2 separate regions of the Homo sapiens genome follow, and region 1 is linked to region 2. A link is a contact called in ENCODE Hi-C or POLR2A ChIA-PET data. All regions are on one chromosome and are shown on one strand. The core of a region is the stretch at or near the end of the contact, and the rest is flanking DNA. Distances in the headings are between cores, read along the strand shown. Region 1 overlaps DISC1 (DISC1 scaffold protein). Region 2 overlaps DISC1 (DISC1 scaffold protein).

What was found. A loop is a pair of places that touch in the nucleus more often than their neighbours do. ChIA-PET counts read pairs that join two places held with the same protein, here RNA polymerase II (POLR2A). Pooled maps may share reads with other maps.
Region 1: a loop to region 2 is called in a map of dorsolateral prefrontal cortex, with 3 times the contacts of the local background. The contact joins two enhancer-like sites. A Hi-C loop is called at or near these places in 6 of 168 maps with a recorded cell type or tissue (Caco-2, HepG2, dorsolateral prefrontal cortex and 2 more) and 3 of 50 pooled maps. POLR2A ChIA-PET finds 5 or more read pairs at or near these places in 4 of 52 experiments (AG04450, PC-9, T-cell and 1 more).

What each region holds. Positions count from the first base shown.
Region 1 is chr1:231,692,538-231,696,326 of GRCh38, forward strand. It overlaps DISC1 (DISC1 scaffold protein), which reads left to right. Exons shown (of 13, transcript NM_018662.3): 2 at 1,289-2,268. It overlaps TSNAX-DISC1 (TSNAX-DISC1 readthrough (NMD candidate)), which reads left to right. Exons shown (of 16, transcript NR_028393.1): 6 at 1,289-2,268. Among named protein-coding and RNA genes, the nearest start is that of DISC1, 68 kb to the left of the region's middle. RefSeq lists a silencer at 1,937-2,119. Within about 2 kb of position 2,179, at least 7 of the 41 ENCODE cell types and tissues checked have a DNase peak (open chromatin) inside an H3K27ac peak, as active enhancers do; they include dorsolateral prefrontal cortex, where a contact is called at or near this core.
Region 2 is chr1:231,641,874-231,645,871 of GRCh38, forward strand. All of the region lies in intron 1 of DISC1 (DISC1 scaffold protein), which reads left to right. All of the region lies in intron 5 of TSNAX-DISC1 (TSNAX-DISC1 readthrough (NMD candidate)), which reads left to right. Among named protein-coding and RNA genes, the nearest start is that of DISC1, 17 kb to the left of the region's middle. Within about 2 kb of position 1,574, at least 2 of the 41 ENCODE cell types and tissues checked have a DNase peak (open chromatin) inside an H3K27ac peak, as active enhancers do; they include dorsolateral prefrontal cortex, where a contact is called at or near this core.

The DNA.
Region 1 (3,789 bases), core at 929-3,428, 51 kb after region 2:
GCTTAACAGGACAAAGATTCCAAGCCCATGTCTGTTCTGGGAAGCAAAGCAGGATGTGTGGGCCTGGAGTGAAGTTTGTTCCATTTCTCGCCATAGGCCATGGTATGATTACAGCTGTGCCTAGTGCTGCCTAGTTTTACTTTCATGCCTGATTTGCAATGTGGCAGGGTCCTGAGATGAGAGCTCTGTGTGGGCCAGTAGAGTCAAGAGACTTTGTCCTGGTCACTTGGCTACTTGCAGGGGGTTCTGGAAAGTCAAGTTCTCTGAATCTCAGTTGCCTTTAATATAAAAGGAAAGCTATAGTTTCGGGTCGGATTGATTCACATGGTTTTGGTCGGGAGTGAATGAAATTAATGTAAATTAAAACACATTATGAGTAGCAAAGTGCTATGCAATCTAAAAATAATAACATTTTAATCACTCTTATCATCATATGTGCCAGGCACTGTTCTAAGCTGTCTACAAATAGTAACTCATTTAGTTGAATGCTCACAACCACCTTATGAGAGAGCTACTGTTAATATCACCACTTTACTGATGGGGAAACTGAGGCACAGAGAGGTTAAGTAACTTGTGGAAGGTCACACAACCAGCAAGTGGTACAATCAGGGTTTGAACCAGTCAATGAGGAGTCAGCATTTGTTATTGTTCCTATTCCTATAGCATAGCTGGGAAGGGAATGCAATGCTGGTTTGGAGAACACATCAAGCAGGCCTCCTGTCATCCACTGAGTGAGATGAGATGATGGCCATACATTGCGGCACAGCCAGCTATCCATGGTCTGCAGCAACAGATCAGTCTTGCAGGGACATGGATAGCTCCGCTAGTGAACATTCACATGTTCAACGAATAGCTAGAGTAAATAGTTGGATCTCATTTAGAGGCATGCTCTGGCATTCCTCTTTCACGTCATTTGCTTTCCAGGCCCACTCCAGGATGAGAGTACTGAGGTGCCATAAAAGACCAACAGGCAAGATGTTGGAGGGTTCAGGAGCTGCCAAGGTTGTGTTCATGCTGACCTGTTGGCATAGCGTACAGCAGTGCCAGCTGCTCTGCTAAACCGAGGAGCTGAGATGCTGTGTTGATTTCTACATGTTCCAGGCAAATACTTCCTGAGGATTGTCAGGATTTACATAATGGATTGGCCCTGGGACCACTGAGCCAGCATCTATCTTTGACAGGTGTACTGAGAGATGACCTTTAAACCTAGGGATGTTCTCCAGATGCAGTTCCAGCTGGGCCAGTAAGATCTGCATGTTTATGGTGCTGTTTTTTCTTTTCTTCCCAGGCAGCCGGGATTGCTTACCACCTGCAGCGTGCTTTCGGAGGCGGCGGCTGGCACGGAGGCCGGGCTACATGAGAAGCTCGACAGGGCCTGGGATCGGGTTCCTTTCCCCAGCAGTGGGCACACTGTTCCGGTTCCCAGGAGGGGTGTCTGGCGAGGAGTCCCACCACTCGGAGTCCAGGGCCAGACAGTGTGGCCTTGACTCGAGAGGCCTCTTGGTCCGGAGCCCTGTTTCCAAGAGTGCAGCAGCCCCTACTGTGACCTCTGTGAGAGGAACCTCGGCGCACTTTGGGATTCAGCTCAGAGGTGGCACCAGATTGCCTGACAGGCTTAGCTGGCCGTGTGGCCCTGGGAGTGCTGGGTGGCAGCAAGAGTTTGCAGCCATGGATAGTTCTGAGACCCTGGACGCCAGCTGGGAGGCAGCCTGCAGCGATGGAGCAAGGCGTGTCCGGGCAGCAGGCTCTCTGCCATCAGCAGAGTTGAGTAGCAACAGCTGCAGCCCTGGCTGTGGCCCTGAGGTCCCCCCAACCCCTCCTGGCTCTCACAGTGCCTTTACCTCAAGCTTTAGCTTTATTCGGCTCTCGCTTGGCTCTGCCGGGGAACGTGGAGAAGCAGAAGGCTGCCCACCATCCAGAGAGGCTGAGTCCCATTGCCAGAGCCCCCAGGAGATGGGAGCCAAAGCTGCCAGCTTGGACGGGCCTCACGAGGACCCGCGATGTCTCTCTCGGCCCTTCAGTCTCTTGGCTACACGGGTCTCTGCAGACTTGGCCCAGGCCGCAAGGAACAGCTCCAGGCCAGAGCGTGACATGCATTCTTTACCAGACATGGACCCTGGCTCCTCCAGTTCTCTGGATCCCTCACTGGCTGGCTGTGGTGGTGATGGGAGCAGCGGCTCAGGGGATGCCCACTCTTGGGACACCCTGCTCAGGAAATGGGAGCCAGTGCTGCGGGACTGCCTGCTGAGAAACCGGAGGCAGATGGAGGTCAGTGTCTCTTCCACCTCTGTGGCCCGAGATTGTCGTGAGCTCAGATTAGCACTGGGCAGACGGCAGGAAACGAGGGGTTCTGGGCTCAACTGACTTCCTCCTGGAAGCTGCAGCAGCTCCTTTTGGAGCCGGCTGCACAGGATGTTGCTGCACTTCTGTCTCTTTGAATTGGACACAGATCTACTCTCCTTTTTGTCTTCTCTGTCACTTAGGTGCTCAGATTTGCTCTCCATTGGGCCGCAGGCTCCTCTGCAGGCCCCGGCTTAGGTGAGACGTGGTTCATGCAGCCCAGCTCTGCTTTGAGACAGGAAACTGGGGGCAGGGGAGATTGAGCTGGGTGATGTTTGGAAGGACTTGAGAGATACAAAAATGGGGATGCCCTCTATCAGGGCGATCCTGCTCTTCATCCGCTTCACTCATTCCCTTCCATCCTGCTGCAGTGGCTGCTGCCTTCCACAGGGTCGGGAGACTTCGCTTCTGGTCATTGAACCTCTTTGGCTCTCAGTTTCCGTATTTAGAGATAACACCAACTCATAGGATTGTTCTAAGGCTCAAATGAGAATGTAGCTGCTTTGGAAATAAGTACAAACTGGAGACATCTAAGGCCCAGCCTTATGATGATGCTGTCCATCCAGTTATCTGAGAGGTGGGTATAGCCGGAAGTAGGTAGGGTTCCTCTACCCACAAAAGTTCCCAGAGAAGCCCAGGTAGAGATGCTCTGTGGCTCATCTGTTGCCAGACTGTATTTTAATCCTGGTGTGTGTGTGCATATGTGTTTGTGTGTGTATGTGTGTGCATGTAGGTGTGCCTGTGTGTGCGTGTGTGTGTGTGCATGTTTGTGCTGTGTGTTCATGTGTGTGTGTGCATGCATGTGCGAGTGTATTTGTGTGTGTGCACTCATGTGTTTCTGCGTGTGGTGTGTGGATATGTTCATGTGGGTAGGGAAGTGGAGCACCCACTCATCAGGCATTTGGGAGGAGTAATCTGCAGAAGTTCATGCTCATTCCCCGAAAGAGCATCTCCCATCTGTTCTTTATCTATAGTCTGATGTTTCTAGCCCTGTCCCTGTTTGCCCTGTTTCAGCCCTCAGGGACCTCAGCCCAGCCCTCTGATTTATTATGCAGAGAGGGAGTGAGGTCAGAGCACAGATGCAGGCTTGTATTCTGGGTGATGTGTGGAGTCTTCCAGTTAGTCATTGCCTAAACCAGTGCCCCTTGTCTTTCCCCGAAACCCGTTCTGAAGGGCCTCCAATATTGGTTGATTTGAATGCATAGAATCTATCCAGTTTCTTAGGCCAGAAACCACAACCATCTTCCACACCTCCCTCTCCCTTGTTCCACATCTGGCTGGCCTCCAAGCCCTCTCAGTCCTACTGCTAATCTGTCTCTCATCACCATGGCCGCTGCCCTGGCTCAGATCCTTGTTATCTTTCACCTGGGTTTTGCAAGAGGGTCTACCTTCCTGCGGTGTTTCTCTTCTCCAGTTAATTAAACTAAATGTGATCATATGTGCAAAGTG
Region 2 (3,998 bases), core at 324-2,823:
CCAGCTGGCTTCACCCAGTGGATCCCGCACCGGGGCTACAGGTGGAGCTGCCTGCCAGTCCCCTGCCGTGTGCCTGCACTCCTCAGGCCTTGGGTGGTCGATGGGACTGGGCGCTGTGGAGCAGGGGGCGGCGCTTGTCGGGGAGGCTCGGGCTGCACAGGAGCCCACGAAGGGCGGGGAGGCTCAGGCATGGCGGGCTGCAGGTCCCCAGCCCTGCCCCGCGGGAAGGCAGCCAAGGCCTTGCGAGAAATTGAACACAGCAGCTGCTGGCCCAGGTGCTAAGCCCTTCACTGCCCGGGGCCGGCGGGGCCGGCCGGCCACTCCGAGTGCGGACCCGCGGAGCCCATGCTCACCCGGAACTCGCGCTGGCCCGCAAGCACCGCGCGCAGCCCCCGGTTCCCGCCCGCGCCTCTCCCTCCACACCTGCCTGCAAGCTGAGGGAGCCGGCTCCGGCCTTGGCCAACCCAGAAAGGGGCTCCCACAGTGCAGCGGCGGGCGGAAGGGCTCCTCAAGTGCCGCCAAAGTGGGAGCCCAGGCAGAGGAGGTGCCGAGAGCGAGCGCGGGCTGCGAGGACTGCCAGCACGCTGTCACCTCTCGTGAGTATCTCTAGTGCTGCTGGCGATGAGATGATTCAGTGTGGATGATTGATACCAAATGTATCATGGACAGTGAAGGCTGTGTAACAACACATATAGGTAGGCTCTGTTACAGGAGTTACAGTTCTAGGCCCAGTAAATCTTTTTTTTTTCACTGTGCAATTGAATTTTGGTTTTACCTATATAACATTTTCATCTGTATGAAATGTAAGCTCTATACAATTCTCCATTAGGACATTGTGTGGATTTTGGTGTTTCTGAATCTCTTCTGGCTCAGAAAATTCCCTGCTCTTGCTGGTATAATTTCATACCCAAAGAGGGCATTCTAACCTTGAAAGAAGTTCAGCTCAGCAGAGCGTCTGTCATTGCCTTTCTCTGTAAACACAGTTTTCCTTCTTCCTTGGCTTCTCAGGTGTTTTAGCTCCAGGGAGGAAATAGTCACAGTGAAAATCTATTTAATAAAACCGTTATGAAAATGTACTCAACCTGAGCATGCACTGGAACAGCAGAAGATGAGGACTTGGTCTACTGCCTTCCCACCAAACCTTGCCGGCTCTGTAAATTTTCAGAGCTGTCACTTGTGAGCTATTTCCACCAAGGGAGAGCTTCTGTAAAGTTGGGGACTTGGCAGGCCATTTCGCTAATTCTTTGGGTGTTCTTTTAGCATTGTCTGCAGTGAGTGTGGGAGTCAAAGGCCCTTCAGTGCAGAGATAATGCCATCTTGTTCCCTGGAACCCCGAAAGAGCCAGAGTCAAAGGAGCTTTTTGTTTCACTCATAGAAAAACCCACAGGAAATCCCAGCTTCAGATATTCCTATTCAGTTTCCTTGTCCCTTCAGATCTCACTGTGTTTAGGCCTCCTTTGAGTGAGGCAATAACTAGTAAAAAAAAATAAAATAAAATAAATGAAAGAATGCCATTCATGGTGGCTTGGGGACTGGGCACACACACTGTATACACGGTGTGGGGGCCTTCCCCGGGACGCTGATGTCCTTGTTCTCCTAGCAGTCAAAAATTGGCCAGTGAAATACAGAGAATACTAGCTACCTCATACTGTTAAGAGAATTGACTGCGGTCAGATGTGTAGAGTTTCAAGTACATACAGTTTCTGCCTCACTGTAGGCGCTCAATATTATTATTGAGGAGCTATTATTAGATTTCACATCTCTGCCAGCTCTTGTGTCACTTATTAAGCATATGACTGGGAATAAGCTATTTAATTCTCTTCGTCTGTAAGATAGGAAGTAATAATGCTTATTTTGTGGGCCTATTGTGAGGATCATGTAAGATGAGAGATAAAAGGGCTTAGCAAACGGTAGCATATTACAGGTGGCCTGCAGCCTGCCGCTGTGCAGGTGACGTCCCACACAATGGTACTGGCCGAGGGGTGAATGGAGCCCTGGTGCTGAGGATGGCGAGCCTTTTTCTAATTCATCAGCTCAGAGGTGCCACCTTTTTCTAATTTACCCTCCCTAAGAGGACATCTTTTTATATTTTACCAGCCCACAGAAGATACCTTTTAAAAATTTGCACAATGGTACCATATGTGCTAGCTGCAATTCTGTCAACAAGAGAAAGATGTTATTTTTAGTGTAGCAGACAGAGAATTCTGGAGAGGGCACATGGCATGCTTTATCTGGCTCCAACTTGGTCATTTCTGTTTAATTTCAATGATCTGATTGCCATAGAGTCAGAGGAGCAATTTTGCTATTGCCCAAATTCTACATTTTCACTAGGATTTTCCTTGAAGGCAAGGACTATAACCCCCACCCTGCCCATCACCTTGCTTGCTCACCACTGCCCTGTACATATCCTTCAGAATGGACATTTGTTAACAATGGGTAAGAGTGTAGGCTGGCCTTTCACTTACCTTCCTGTGCTTTGCTCTTTACTGCTAGGGCTAGCAGCCGGAAAGCTACATATCCCAGGCTTTCTCGCCAGCTCATTTGCTGTTAAATTCTGTTAATAGGAGGCACTGGTGGGAGACCAGTAAGACGGAGAGAAAAACTTCCTGATTCTGGGTTTTACTGTGAGGCCATTGCAAGCAGTTGCTGTAGTGATAGTAAGGAAGGGGTGAGTTGGAACATCAGCAACCCTGCAGGTAACCCCCTTATTGGGGCTCCAATCTTAGTTGATGTAGCACTTCCTTGGTGGCTTCAGAGCCAAATGGCACAACCTCCTCAACAGTACAGCAGATTGAGAAGGCTGAGGGACATCGTTTAGGAGCATTAATGATGGGTGTCTAGCTATGACCCCCTTTTCCTTTTCACTTCTGTCCTCTCCTTCTCCTTTGTTCTCTTCTAGTTCTTTCTATATCTTTGTAACAAATTCCCTATATTAAATTTCTTCTGCTTGAGATACTTGAAGTGGTCTTAGTTTCCCTGCATTTAGCACGTGGACTCTCTGAATCTGTTGGGTGCTTAGGGCCTGGGTTTGTGCCCTAGGATCCTGTGACTGAATTCTTCCTTTCTCTTTCCATCCTCATCATGCATGCAGGATTGTCGCAGTAGCCTTTAAATAGATTTTCAGCCACCAGCCTCTTTCTGTTCACTGTGGACATTATTGGTAGTTTAATTTTTCTAAAAATCTATTTTCTGGATCCACATTTCTGCTCAAAACTCTATTTTTATGATAACTATTTAAGCATAGGTATAGTCATCTATGACCTAAACCCCAAAGGCAGGATCGTCACCATGGCCACCTTTTCTGTGATCCTAATAACAGAGAGATCTGTGTCAGAAGAGGATTGGTTGTTCTTTCACCCTGGCTAACTGGAAGGCAGGGAGCTCAGTGGTAGACACACCGGTCATCATGCTGGTGTGGGAAAGATTTCAAAGCCTGGCCATAGCTCCCACTGAAGCTCCTTTCTGCACCTTACTGCTTCCTTGTACAAGTCAAACCAGGGCCTTTAGAGCAGGGACCTTCATTGCACTGCCCTCTCCTCGCCTCCCAAATGATAATATCCAGCTTTCAAGGTCTGCCTGATGTCCCAGGGTTAGGAGGGCAGAGACCAGGCAGTTTATGTCATGTCACTTCTTTTTTTTTTTTGTCTTTTAAAAAATTTATTATACTTTAAGGTCTGGGGTACATGTGCACAACATGCAGGTTTGTTACATAGGTATACATGTGCTATGTTGGTTTGCTGCACCCACTAACTTGTCATTTACATTAGGTATTTCTCCTAATGCTATCCCTCCCCGCACCCCACGACAGGCCCCAGTGTGCGATGTTCCCTGTCCTGTGTCCAAGTGTTCTCATTGCTCAATTCCCACCTATGAGTGAGAACATGCACTGTTCGGTTTTCTGTCCTTGCGATAGTTTGCTGAGAATGATGGTTTCCAGCTTCATCCATGTCCTTGCAAAGGACATGAACTCATCCTTTTTTATGGCTGCGTAGTATTCC